Linked DNA regions of Homo sapiens: region 2 is linked to region 1. Evidence: read pairs that join two places in POLR2A ChIA-PET (ENCODE). Cell type or tissue: A673. All regions are shown on one strand. Each heading gives the region's core, and the rest is flanking DNA. Links, peaks and the distances in the headings are about the cores only.

What was found. ChIA-PET counts read pairs that join two places held together with the same protein. Peaks named below come from ENCODE experiments on the same cell type or tissue, not always from the same donor. Only the 100,000 strongest peaks of a DNase experiment are listed, where the experiment ranks them.
Region 2: POLR2A ChIA-PET joins it to region 1 with 5 read pairs; 3 of 35 experiments call an interaction of 5 or more read pairs at or near these places.

The regions. Positions count from the first base shown.
Region 1 is chr16:69,237,612-69,247,009 of GRCh38, forward strand. It overlaps SNTB2 (syntrophin beta 2), which reads left to right. Exons shown (of 7, transcript NM_006750.4): 2 at 7,991-8,204. Among named protein-coding and RNA genes, the nearest start is that of SNTB2, 55 kb to the left of the region's middle. In A673, for the core only: no CTCF peak of the experiment used is centred there; no DNase peak of the experiment used is centred there; H3K27ac peaks cover 747 bases.
Region 2 is chr16:69,109,818-69,114,817 of GRCh38, forward strand. It overlaps HAS3 (hyaluronan synthase 3), which reads left to right. Exons shown (of 4, transcript NM_001199280.2): 2 at 1-214; 3 at 3,624-3,725; 4 at 4,526-5,000. Among named protein-coding and RNA genes, the nearest start is that of HAS3, 6.7 kb to the left of the region's middle. RefSeq lists an enhancer at 1-515. In A673, for the core only: CTCF peaks have their summits at 3,026 (motif pointing right) and 3,246; a DNase peak (open chromatin) is centred at 3,034.

The DNA of each region.
Region 1 (9,398 bases), core at 2,370-7,369:
TTTTTTTTTGAGGCAGAGTTTTGCTCTGTTACCCAGGCTGGAGTGCAATGGTGCGATCTTGGCTCACTGCAACCTCCGCCTCCCCGGTTCAAGTGATTCTCCTGCCTCAGCCTCCCGAGTAGCTGGGATTACAGGCATGTGCCACCATGCCTGGCTAATTTTGTATTTTTTGAGTAGAGACGGAGTTTCTCCATGTGGTCAGGCTGGTCTTGAACTCCCGACCTCAGGTGATCCTCCTGCCTCGGCCTCCCAAAGTGCTGGGATTACCGGCATGAGCCACCATGCCTGTTAAGCCAGTATTTCTATGGAGCACTTGTGTTTCGTGGATCTTCTGCCTACCTCCTTCTTTTCTCCCCAGCCCTTTAATAGTGGAGTGTCTGCTTTCTCTTCCGTACTCACTTCCTTGCTTGTGCTGGAAGTCTTCCATTGGCTCTTCTAGGTCCGCTCCTTCTCTACATGCCATCTGTCCCGGACGCTGACCTGCGTGGACAACATCAGCAGACTTCCTTGGCCTTTGGTTTTTGTTGGGTTTGGCCAATGTAGAGCCCCAATAGGACATTGGAGGGAAAGAAGGAGGAGGGTGAGGTTGGAGCATTTATCCCCTTGGCCCCCAATTCGCAGGTCAGTGCAATCTGGCTGAATTGACTGAAAGTCACTGCTCCTCTCACATCGGTCTCTATAGGGCTCTTTTCTTCTGGGTTTGGTACCCACTCTCTTTCCTATTTCCTTCAGGCCTACATGTGGAAACAGCTAATAGCCATGGGATACTACACTCTATTTTTCCATGTGGTTTCCCTGCACTCTGCCCACATCTTCATAAGTTGTCCCTTTATTAAATCCCTTACTATCGTTTCCTGCTGGGATCCTGACTGATACAGTGATCTTATCCAGTTTCATGGCATTAAATAGCAACTATATGCTAATAGCTCCCAAATTTATGTTTTTAGCCTACACCCATTTCCTGAACTGCAGACTTATATATCTAGCTGCCTGTTAGACTTGATTGTCTAATGTATGTCTCAAGTTCCTGATCTTTCTTCTAAAGCTGTCAAGGGGAACGCTATCCTTCTAGCCTTGTTCGGGACAAAAATCTTGACATTATCCTTGACTCTTCTTTTTGCCACCCCCTTATGTAATCTGATGTAGAATCTGACCACTTCTCACCACCTCCACTACTATTCCCCTGGTCCAACTCCTATCATCTCTCATCCCTGTTAACCTGCCAGCTGGTCTTCCTGCTTTTGCCTTGGCCTTCTTTTATTCTATTTTCAACATAGTGGTCACTTGCTCCTGAAAATCTCCCAATAGCTTCCTGTTTCAGAATAAAAGCCAAAGTCCTTGCCATGACCTAAAAGGCCGTACATGGTCTGCCTCCCAGCCCCGTTACCTTTGTGACCCCATTTACTACTCTGTCCCCCTCACTTACCCAGCTCCAGTTACTCTGGGTCTCCTTACTGTCTAACACTCCTGTTAGTAACTCCTGTTACTGTCCTAACACTGTCTCCCTGGCTGGAATGTTTCTCCCAGATATTTGCATGGCCAACTCCCCCATCTCCTAAAGTCTTTGTTCAAACATCTTATTAATGGCTTACCCTAACTACCATATTTAAAATTTACAAACTGACACCCTGGGCAGCATTTCTGACCCCTTCCCTTGCTGTGTTTCATTTTCCCATTACACTTAACATCTTCCAATATACTGTATAATTTACTTATTTTATTTTGTAATTATCATACTGTACAATTGAATTTTTTCCCCTTAAGGTATACAGTTCTATGAATCTGGACACATACATAAATTCTTGTAACTGTCACCACAATCAGGATACAGGACCATTCCATGGTTTCAGAAAACTCTGTTGTGCTATCCCTTTATAATCATATCCCTTCTCACCCCTAACCCTTAGAAACCACTGAATTTATTTTTATTTATTTATTTATTTATTTATTTAGTCAAGGCAGGGTCTCGCTCTGTTGCCCAGGCTGGAGTGCAGTGGCGCAATCTCAGCTCACTGCAACCTCTGCCTCCTGGGTTCAAGCCTCCTGCCTCAGCCTCCTGAGTAGCTGGGCTTACAGGCGTGCACCACTATGCCTGGCTAATTTTTGTTTTTTTAGCAGAGGTGGGGTTTCACCATGTTGGCCAGGCTGGTCTTGAACTCCTAACCTCAAGTGATCTGCTCACTTTAGCCTCTCAAAGTGCTGGGATTACAGGCATGAGCCACGACGCCTGGCTAGAAACCACTGAATTTTTCATCATATATTTTTTTCTTTTCAATAATGGGGTCATACAACTTTTGAGACTGGTATAATGCCTTTCAGATTCATCCAAGTTACTGAGTTATAAATAGTTTGTTCCTTTTTATTTCTGAATAGTGTTCTATTCTATAGCTGTATCACAGTTTATCCATTCACTTCCATTGAAGGAAATTTGGGTTGTTTCCAGCTGTGGTACTTACGAATAGAGCTGCTAAGAACATTAGTGTACAGGCTTTTGTGTGAATGTAAGTTTTCATTTCTCTAGAATTTCATTAAATTATTAATTACATTATTATTTTTTGCATATTTTATTCACTGGCTAATAATTCTACATGCCTAAAACAGTTCCTGGTATATAGTAGGAGCTCAATAAATTAGTGAATTTGCTATGTTATTTTAGAATGAAGAGGAAGAGTGAAAGAGTCACTCTGAACTCATTCAAGGTTCATGTCACCAGACTCTAGACTGCAGTCTACTCAAACCCCAAATGGCCAGGAGACTTGAGCTGAAAGACACCTGCAAGTTGAGAATGTAAAAGGCTTTTTACTCAAAGCAAAGCAATTCCTTCCTCGTGTTTTTGGTGGTCATTTATCAGCCTCCTGACTTGAGAGAAGAGCTTGGGATGAGGTTGGAGAGAATCCTCCTGAGAGAATACTTTAACAGTGACTGTCAACATAACTCATTCCTGTGCAAAATGCACAGCCAGATATTCCACTCTGAGAATAATCCAGGAACAAACTTGCTTGCAAAAGCAGGGGAAATAATGTTGTGTGACTAACTTAGTTTCACTTAAACTCATAGTAAAGATCACCAGTTGGGGCATGGAAAAGGTAAGAGTTAGAGATAAAAAGGAACATAACGATTATATGAGAAGTTGATGTTTATAAAAGAGGTTGATCCATTTATCCAAATATGTGTGTTTGCAGCCGTAGGCTGTGTCTGCCCTATTATGTATCCTTTTTGGATAAGGTTTTTGTTTCGTTTCGTTTTGTTTATTTGTTTGTTTGTTTGAGATGGAGTTTTGCTCTTGTTGTCCAGGCTGGAGTGCAATAGCATGACCTTGGCTCACTGTAACCTCTGCCTCCCGGGTTCAAGCAGTTCTCCTGCCTCAGCCTCCTAAGTAGCTGGGATTACAGGTGCCCGCCACCACACCTGGCTAATTTTGTATTTTTAGTAGAGATGGACTTTCGCCATGTTGGCCAGGCTGGTCTTGAACTCCTGACCTCAAGTGATCCACTCGCCTTGGCCTCCCAAAGTGCTGGGATTACAGGTATGAGCCACCGTGCCCGGCCTGGATAAGCTTTTTTTTTTTTTTTTTTTTTTTTTTGTGATGGAGCCTCACTTTCTAGCCCAGGCTGGAGTGCAGTGGCACAATCTCAGCTCACTGCAACCTCTGCCACCTGGGTTCAAGCAATTCTCCTGCCTCAGCCTCCCCAGTAGCTGGGATTACAGGTGCCTGCCACCGCACCCGGCAAATTTTTATATTTTTTAGTAGAGATGGGGTTTCACCATCTTGGCCAGACTGGTCTTGAACTCCTGACCTCGTGATCCACCCACCTCGGCCTCCCAAAGTGCTGGGATTACAGGTGTGAGCCACCATGCTCAGCACCAGCCTAGATAAGCTTTAAAAAGCCAGGGTGGGCGTGGTGGCTCAAGCCTGTAATCCCAGCACTTTGGGAGACTCCGAGGTGGGCAGATCACTTGAGGTCAGGAGTTGGCAAGCAGTCTGGCCAACATGGTGAAACCCCGTCTCTACTAAAAAAAAAAAAGCCACTTAACAGGTGGGGTGCAGTGGCTCATACCTATAATCCCAGCCCTTTGGGAGGCCAAGGCGGGTGGATTGTTTGAGCTCACCAATTAGAGACCAGCCTGGGCAAATGGCAAAACCCTGTCTCTACTAAAAGTACAAAAATTAGGTGGGTATGGTGGTGTGCACCTGTAGTCTCAGCCACTCAGGAGGCTAAGATGGGAGGATGGTTTGAGCCCAGGAGGCGGAGGTTGCAGTGAGCTGAGATCATGCCACTGCACTTCAACCTGGGTGATAGAGCCAGACCTTGTCTCAAAAAAAAAAAAAAAAAAAAAAAAGAAGCCACTTGCATTCAGTTTAAAATCAGATGCTGCCTCATGCCCCAAACATGGAACTCTTCATAACCTTATTCATTAGAGCTTAGAATTCAGTAAGAATCAGTTGGATTTTGGATCCTATCCAGTGCATTATAGTTTTTGAAGCCTCAAGATTTCCGTTTACATGTCTTTCATGTTTAAAGTTTGAGCAACAGGCTGGGTGGTGGCTCATGCTTGTAATCCCAACGCTTTGAGAGGCTAAGGCGGGAGGGTTGCTTGAAGCCAGGAGTTTGAGATCAGCCTGGGCAAAATAGCAAGACCTTGTCTCTACAAAAAATTAAAAAGTTAGCCAGATGTGTCGGTGTGTGCCTATAGTTGCAGCTACTCAGGAGGCTGAGGCAGGATCACTTGAACCCAAGAATTTGAGGTTACAGTGAGCTATGATTGTGCCACTGCCCTGCAACCTGAGGGACAGAGTGAGACCCTGTCTCAAAAATAAAATTAAGATAGAGTTTGAACAAGGTCTCAGAATAAGTTTTCTTCATTTCTTAAATACGTTTTTAAAATAAATACTATGGACTTAACAAAAATTTTAAATATACAGAACAACATAAAGAAAAAAATGCAATCCTACACCTGTATATAAGCACTATTGATATTTTGATTAAGTTCCTTCCAGACATCTTTACAGGTACATGTGTGCAGTACATGTATGTGTTTTTGTCACTCTAAAGAAGAGAAGGGATCACAGTAATGCTTTTGGGGTGGGAGGAAGCCCACCTTCACGTTCAGTAAAAGGGATACGTGAGGCCGGGCATAGTGGCTCAAGCCTGTTATCCCAGCACTTTGGGAGGCCAAGGCGGGTGGATCACGAGGTCTGGAGATCGAGACCATCCTGGCTAGCACGGTGAAACCCCGTCTCTACTAAAAATACAAAAAATTAGCCGGGCGTGGTGGCGGGCGCCTGTAGTCCCAGTTACTGGGGAGGCTAAGGCAGGAGAATGGCGTGAACCCAGGAGGCAGAGTTTGCAGTGAGCTGAGATTGTGCCACTGCACTCCAGCCTGGGCGACAGAGTGAGACTGCATCTTAAAAAAAAAAAAAAAAAAAAAGGGATACATGAATGGAAGAAAGAAAATTAGCTTCAGCATCTGAACACTCAAAACAGTTTGTAAACATCAGTGTTTAATTAAATTATTTTGAGGATTATCTTCAACTATCAGGAAAAATGAAATGATTCTGAAATATGTTGTGGATTCTGAGTTGAACTGAAAGCTCCATGTGGGGGTGTAAAGGCTCTGCTTATCCAGCCACGTGTCCAGGTTAAGGCCTTAACATAGGACTGAAACAGAAGACTGTTAACTTTTTGCCATTCCCAAACATAGAAACAGATGTCCATCCACAGCTCTTCAGCCATTCTGGATGGCTAATTAGATGGGGGTATGGACTGCATTGCCATCAACTCAGATAAAATTCATTGCTCTTTTAATAAGGCAATACATAAATTGTATGTGTATGTCTGTTTTTGTTTTAGGATGTGTGTAGTAATCAGTTCAGTGATGCTACTGTGTGATTGAATGAACTGAGTAGATCGTTAAGGGTTCTTTTCTAACCACTATATTATTCAAGAATTCATTTAGAATGTCTTTAATTTCCTCCAGTTGGTAGCCCAATAGTGTACTGCCTTAAATGTTCAAAAAGCATGCCTCTGCCATTTGCAGTAACTGGAAACCTTAGGAATTTCTGCCAAAGTCCTTCAAAGCATAAAGCTGAAGTATGTATTGAAATGCTTGAGTCAGCTGCTCAAGGGTTATACTGACTGCACTCCTGCTGATTTTTCTAGGGTAAAAAAATCTCCTTGGTGACCTGAGGCAGCTACCCAGAAGCACGTGTATTATAACTATGCACAAAAAGCACAGAGATATACTACATCTAAATTCTAGCATTGGAATTGTTATATTTTTTATTATTATACTTAATTTCAGTAAATCTTTTTTAATAACGTATAAGAAAATAACTTTAACTCTTCTACTGATTACCATTAAAATTTTTTAACTCTTCTCTAACTTTCTAATTTAGGGAAGGAAAAAGAAAGGTACCTACTGTATTTATTGAATGTTTAGTATGTGCCTGAAATTTTTATTTGCTTAGTGTTACTCCCATTTTGTAGATGAGGACCTCAGAACAGTTAAGTGCGGTCACATAGCTTTGAATAGCAAGCACAGTTAGGATTTGAACAAGGTCTTCTTGATTCCAAAGGCATCTCTATGACCACATCATGCTGTAGAATGAGCTATCAACTATTAGGCCTATAAAAGACTATCAACCTTATTAAATAAAAAAACTAAGGTGCAGCACGGTAAGCATAATGTACCACCATATGTATGATCAGATATACACGCATGTGTATGTGTTTATTTTCATACATGCTTAGCATACCAGGCATCTCTTTGAATGGTTGCCTCTAGGAATGGAGACAGGGTAGCTAGAAATCTGGACTTTTATTATAAAACCTTTTATACCTCTTGAGTTTTGTTTTATGTGCATGTATTACCTATTCACAGGAGAAACTGTGTGTACCACTGTGCCCAGCCAGTTTGTCTAGTTTTTGAAACAAGAACACCATGCCTCGAGTGACAGTAATTGTAGTCATGACTGAAGTAAAACAAGTATTTTATGAGTTTTAAATTTGAACTTAAAAAAGCTTCCTATCTACTAAAAGCTTGATTTTCATTTGGGGCCACATTAATGGAAATAGAGTATTTTGAACAAGCAAGGGGGATCAGTTGAGTTGGCTTTGTGCTTATTAGATCATACCTTATCTTGAATATACTTTATTTTTGCACTTGATTTTAAGAACTGTAATGGCCTGTTTACATAGCTGTCTCCCCTGCAAGGCTGGGCATTCCTTGAGGGATAGAATCCATGGCTCATTTGCCCTTGTGTCTTTACTGGCTAGCCTAATTCCCAACACTTGGTAGGTAGCTAATAAAAGTTGATTGAGTTGAATGGAAATAGAAATACTTAGCTTAGTATGGGGAGGAGAGAGAAGAGAAAAATCTGTCTTCAGATAATTACAGAGTTCTCATGTAGAAGAGAGATTAAGTTTGTTCTATATGGCTTGAGAAGACAGGGAACCAGTGGGTAGAAGTATGGAGAAGTTTCTAAAGGTTGAATCATCTAAAGCCTAGATGGGTCTGTCTTAGAATCTATCTCCAGGGGATTCATGGCTCTTTAACTTACTTTTTTCCCCCATTTTTTGTTTGTTTGTTTGTTTGTTTGTTTTTGAGGCAGAGTCTTGCTCTGTCGCCCAGGCTGGAGTGCAGTGGCACAATCTCACTGCAGCCACCGCCTCCCGGGTTCAAGCAATTCTCCTGCCTCAGCTTCCTGAGTAGTTGGGACTACAGGCGCATGCCACCACGCTCACCTAATTTTTTGTATTTTTGGTAGAGATGGGGTTTCACTACGTTGACCAGGCTGGCCTTGAACTCCTGACCTCAAGTGATCCACCCGCCTCGGCCTCCCAAAGTGCTGGGATTACAGGAGTGAGCCACCGCGCCCAGCTCTTTCCTCCACTTTGTTATAGATATAGCATGTATGTGAATACTTTAGTTATCATTTATTATAGGAAGCAAAATTACTAACCTTCTTCTTTGATTTTTTTGTTCATAGTCAAGTTCATCCGAGAAGTAACACCATATATCAAGAAGCCATCATTAGTATCAGATCTGCCGTGGGAAGGTGCAGCCCCCCAGTCACCAAGCTTTAGTGGCAGTGAGGACTCTGGTTCGCCAAAACACCAGAACAGCACCAAGGACAGGAAGATCATCCCTCTCAAAATGTGCTTTGCTGCTAGAAACCTAAGCATGCCGGATCTGGAAAACAGGTGAGGTGTACCTAACAAGAACATCATACCTACAGCTTTACAAACTTAAGGACATGTTGCAGTATTATATGACTCTGTTAACTCAGTTATACAGAGGAAAACATCTGTCTGAGGTGAGAGATGCATTTTTGGGGTTCCACATTTTAAGTTATTCTACATATATACATGTATATGTGTAGAAAAAATTTTGAACAGACACACAAGAAACTGTTAATGGCTTTACCTCTAGGGTGTCAAATAAGACTAAAGGGGTGAAAGAAAGAGGGGGCATCTTTTCTTCCTTTTATGTCTTTCTGTAATGTTGTTATTACTTTTTTCACTATGAATATGTATTACTTTATAATTGAAAGAAGTCCATTCAGTATGATATTGGCTGTGGGTTTGTCATAGATAGCTCTTATTATTTTGAAATACATCCCATCAATACCTAATTTATTGAGAGTTTTTAGCATGAAGGGTTGTTGAATTTTGTTGAAGGCTTTTTCTGCATCTATTGAGATAATCATGTGGTTTTTGTCTTTGGCTCTGTTTATATGCTGGATTACATGTATTGATTTGCGTATATTGAACCAGCCTTGCATCCCAGGGATGAAGCCCACTTGATTATGGTGGATAAGCTTTTTGATGTGCTGCTGGATTCGTTTTGCCAGTATTTTATTGAGGATTTTTGCATCAATGTTCATCAAGGATATTGGTCTAAAATTCTCTTTTTTGGTTGTGTCTCTGCCCGGCTTTGGTATCAGAATGATGCTGGCCTCATAAAATGAGTTAGGGAGGATTCCCTCTTTTTCTGTTGATTGGAATAGTTTCAGAAGGAATGGTACCAGTTCCTCCTTGTACCTCTGGTAGAATTCGGCTGTGAATCCATCTGGTCCTGGACTCTTTTTGGTTGGTAAACTATTGATTATTGCCACAATTTCAGCTCCTGTTATTGGTCTATTCAGAGATTCAACTTCTTCCTGGTTTAGTCTTGGGAGAGTGTATGTGTCGAGGAATTTATCCATTTCTCACTCATAGGTGGGAATTGAACAATGAGATCACATGGACACAGGAAGGGGAATATCACACTCTGGGGACTGTGGTGGGGTGGGGGGAGGGGGGAGGGATAGCATTGGGAGATATACCTAATGCTAGATGACGAGTTAGTGGGTGCAGCGCACCAGCATGGCACATGTATATATATGTAACTAACCT
Region 2 (5,000 bases), core at 1-5,000, 130 kb before region 1:
CGGCACCGAGCAGGCCGGCTTCTTTGTGTGGCGCAGCAACTTCCATGAGGCAGGCGAGGGTGAGACGGAGGCCAGCCTGCAGGAGGGCATGGACCGTGTGCGGGATGTGGTGCGGGCCAGCACCTTCTCGTGCATCATGCAGAAGTGGGGAGGCAAGCGCGAGGTCATGTACACGGCCTTCAAGGCCCTCGGCGATTCGGTGGACTACATCCAGGTAAGGGCGCCTCCCTAGGAGCGTGTGTACATGGGGATAAGTCTGGACAGCCTGGCAAACTCTCCGCCAAGAATCTGAGGTCTGGTCTAGGTCCCTTGGGTTGTGCACACACCTGTGCACTTAAGAAGGCAACAAGGTGGCCGGGCGCGGTGGCTCACGCCTGTAATCCCAACACTTTGGGGGGCCGAGGCGGGTGGATCACAAGGTCAGGAGATCCAGACCATCCTGGCTAACACGGTGAAACCCCATCTCTACTAAAAATATAAAAAATTAGCCGGGCATGGTGGCAGGCGCCTGTAGTCCCAGCTACTCGGGAGGCTGAGGCAGGAGAATGGCTCCTGGGGAATAAGGCGTGAGCCACCACACCCGGCCTTATTATTATTATTTTTTAAAGACAAAGGGTCTCACTATGTTGCCCAGGCTGGAGTGCAACGGCTATTTAAAGGCATGATCAATACGCACTATAGCCTCAAACTCCTGGCCTTGGGCAGTCCTCCCACCTCATCCTCCCTAGTAACTGCGATTACAGGCACATACACCACCGCACCCAGCTCCATGTTAGCCCTTTTAATCCTCTTAACACTCCCAGGGAGAAGTGCTATTATCTCCACTCATAGAAGGTGAAAGCAAAGCACAGAGAAGCTAAGTAACTTGCCTAATGTCCCATTGCTAGTAGGGTGCAGAGCCAGGATTTGCGCCCAGGCCGTCTGTCTCAAGTCTTCTCTTACCTGTGATGCAGCACTGCCTCAGCAATGGCAACGTGGGGCTGAACCTCTTCATAAGAAAGCGTGGTGAAGAGCAAAAGAAACCATCCTCAAAAACACTCAAAATATTCTAGTTATGGCCAAAAAGTCCCATTCTTCCTAGTGTCAAAGTCATGTCTGGGCGGTGAGAGACACAGGTGCGAATGACTAGCTTCATTTTGTAGGAGCATCGGCAGGGGCGGGACCCTGATTAAACCCTGCCCAGCTTTGGTCAAAGCAATCACTGACATAAGCCTGGAAATTGTACTAGGTTGATATGGTTTCCATCTTCAAATAAAAAAAACTCAAGAGTTGAAAAGATTAAAGACCACATCTTTCAGTACAAAGTAGAAACCCTAGGACCCTGGATTTCTAGGCCAGGATTTTTTTTTTTTTTTTTTTTTTTTTTTTTTTTGAGACAGAGTAGCTGGGATTACAGGTGTGCACCACAACACCCAGCTACTTTTTGTAGTTTTAGTTAGGGACAGGGTTTCTCCATGTTGGTCAGGCTGGTCTTGAACTCCTGACCTCAGCTGACCCACCCACCTTGGCCTCCCAAAGTGCTAGGATTACAGGCGTGAGCCACCGCACCTGGCCTAGGCCAGGATTCTTGATGGCATCCATGCTGCCTCTCTTCCTGACTCTGTTCTCTGACCTCCACGCCTGCCAGAGCAGGGTGCTGCCCATCACTTGATCAGTGCTTGAAGGTGCAGTGGCTGTCCTGCCAGCCCACCTGTGTACCAACTCAGTCTGCTGACAGCATTTTGAGTCCCCTAATACGATTTTTCTCTGGTGTACACACCTAAAATTAGCTCACTCAGATTGCGTGTCTGGCTTTTTTGACAGTTGTCTCTGCATGAGGGTTGATATGTTTATCTTTTTCTGGCTTCCTAGGCCCAGGACCTCCTCAGTCATGGAGGGAGTTAGGAGAGCTTAGCAGGCTGTTTTGACTGCAGTTCACCTGGGGTCGTGGGACCTTGTGAAACTTTCCTGGGGACCCAAATGCTTAGGGAAAAGCCCTTGAGCCCTGGCACAGGCTCAAGCCACAGTGACTTTGTCATCTATTCCCTTCAAGCACAGGATCTCACCCCCACCCCACCCTGCCATCTCCCTTTCCTGGCCATCTGGGTTCTGGTGGATCAGCAAACAGGCTCACACACCTGAGCTGTCTCTTTACAGCCCTGGGATCACTGCATAAGGTTGCCCTGGGCCAGAGCCAGTGAGCGCTTGCTGGATCTCAGCCTGTCTTCTAACCGCCTGCTGCGGAGGTATCTCTCCCTCCTAGGCAGAACTCTGCCCGAGCCAGTGGGGAAACCCAGGCAGCACGAGAGCTCTTCTTTCCCTAACCTTGCTCAGTTAGAAAGACATCCAAGACATCCCTGGACTGAAGGAAGCAAAGCAGCATATAAAGAATGGGCTAGGGCAGGGGCAGGGAGGAGCAGTGAGACCAGCAGAACAGCAGCAGTGCTGGGAGTCTTGGCCTGTAAGTGGAGGAGGCTCTGCTAGTCTGGCCTGAGGCTTCCTGGGCCCTTCCCAGGCATGGACCAGGATGTAAGGATATGCCTGGTGGGGAGGTGGGAAGAAGCACATATGAGGGACTCAGCCTGGTGCTGATGCTGTTCTGATTCCCCCTTAGCCTTCTACTGCTTATCTGTGGCCACCCTGTCTTCCAACATAGAGAAAGCTGGGTGGGGTTGTGGTGTCAGAGGCAGCCTCCTTTCCTGCAGGAATCTTACTCAGCAACTTTAATACAAGGATCTTAGGCTTCTACAGAACAGGGTTTTGGTTTATCTGTGGATCTCTTTGTTGCTCTCCTAACAGTGACCACAGAGTAAATCAGGTCTGTAAACCAGTTCTCCTGGCCAATGCTCACTGGATTTGTGTACCACTTCACTAATTTTTTAGAAACCAGAAAAGGAGTCAGCCACTAGGGCAACTAGTGGCCTGGGTTCAACTCATAATGAGACCACCTGTTAGAATCAGGCCATAAGCCTCCCAAGAGCTGGGCAGAGTTGGCCCTGGGGTCTGCCTGGAGGCAGCTGCTGCAGCTTCCATGCCTATTCAGAGCAGCCTCCAGGGGGAGCCCTCAGCCATACCGTGCCCTGGTCCGAGAGGCTCGGCCAAGGGAGTCTGTTGAGGGCGCAGAGGCCAGCAGCCTTATTACTGGTCTCATAGAGGTGCCTGCAAGTAGGTAGTCTGGTAACCACCAGTGGGCTGCAGGTTGTCCAAGGGGTCAGAGGCTGACACGGGGACCCCTGTGGTTAATTCTGTGGGGTCACTTAAGGCCATATGCAGCCTGTTAGTCCTGGGCTACCCTACTGTGCCTGCCATCTGATTTCAGTGACGTTTCCCTTCTGCCGAAGGACCCCAGAGCAATTTTTTGCGTCCAGTGCTAAGCATGTCTCTCTCCACGCCTGGCACCTACTGTCTTCAGGGTTTCTCCCTCTCAGCCTAGTGGCTGTCAAGTCTGGTAGCTGTACACTTTTACTAGCTTTCATTTTACCTCTGGCACCTTCTGGTAGCGCAGATCTCTTAGCTAGAGGCTGGAAGTGAGTCATGTGTGAAGGGGTCATGTCTCTCAGGCAGTGAGCAGCCTGGCAGTGGGGTGGGGGACAGGGTGTGCAGGTCTGAGGTCAGAATGGGCTGACGACGCACTCCCTCTGCAGGTGTGCGACTCTGACACTGTGCTGGATCCAGCCTGCACCATCGAGATGCTTCGAGTCCTGGAGGAGGATCCCCAAGTAGGGGGAGTCGGGGGAGATGTCCAGGTAAGATGAGACCAGGGATATCTGTGGGGAGGGGTCTGGACTCTTTTTCCTAATCCAATTGGATATGCCTGGGAAATGGGTGTCTTGACTTCCTAGTATTGGGGGGAGGTTCCTCGCTGGCAGTTTTCACTGACACCAAAGAGCTCGCCCCCCTCACTGCCCAACCCCTTTCTTGCTCTTCTTCCACATGAGGGGAAGTCACTTAAACAGGTATGGAGCAGAGTCTATACTGCAGGAGGGGCACAGTATTTTGAGGCCATACATCCTAGAAGGTACTTCCTTTTTGGCCGGTGGTACAGCAAGTAGCTCCAAAGTCAGATCCTTGAGCAGCCCTTGCTCTTAGGAGATGGGCTGAAGAGCTCTGGTCAATACGGTAAGAATAAGGGCCCCAATCTGCCAGAGATACTGAAGCAGCATCCCAGGTCCCCTACAACTTTCCAACCACAGAAATCTCAGGACAGGTGGTTGTGGTGGTGTTTTGCATTCTTCCCAAGCCCCCTTCTCTGCCACCACCACAGGCTGCCTCCTGAGACCGAAGGTGGCTTTGACTGCTAGAGCCACTTAGTGGGGAAAATCTCTGCAGATAAGATGACACAGTAGGGAGGTAGAGCTGGTGCTGGGGACAGGGATTGTGTGTGGTTGGCTCCTCTGAGCCTCAGGTTTCCCAGCTCCAAAGGAACCGATGGCCAGGAATCTAAGCAGCGGGCCACAGAAGCCATGGTAAGGAGGCCTCGTGGTCTCTGATGTCTGTCCTCCGGACGTGCAACCTTAGGAGGCCCAGCATCTCTATTCCCTTGCAGATCCTCAACAAGTACGACTCATGGATTTCCTTCCTGAGCAGCGTGCGGTACTGGATGGCCTTCAACGTGGAGCGGGCCTGCCAGTCCTACTTTGGCTGTGTGCAGTGTATTAGTGGGCCCTTGGGCATGTACCGCAACAGCCTCCTCCAGCAGTTCCTGGAGGACTGGTACCATCAGAAGTTCCTAGGCAGCAAGTGCAGCTTCGGGGATGACCGGCACCTCACCAACCGAGTCCTGAGCCTTGGCTACCGAACTAAGTATACCGCGCGCTCCAAGTGCCTCACAGAGACCCCCACTAAGTACCTCCGGTGGCTCAACCAGCAAACCCGCTGGAGCAAGTCTTACTTCCGGGAGTGGCTCTACAACTCTCTGTGGTTCCATAAGCACCACCTCTGGATGACCTACGAGTCAGTGGTCACGGGTTTCTTCCCCTTCTTCCTCATTGCCACGGTTATACAGCTTTTCTACCGGGGCC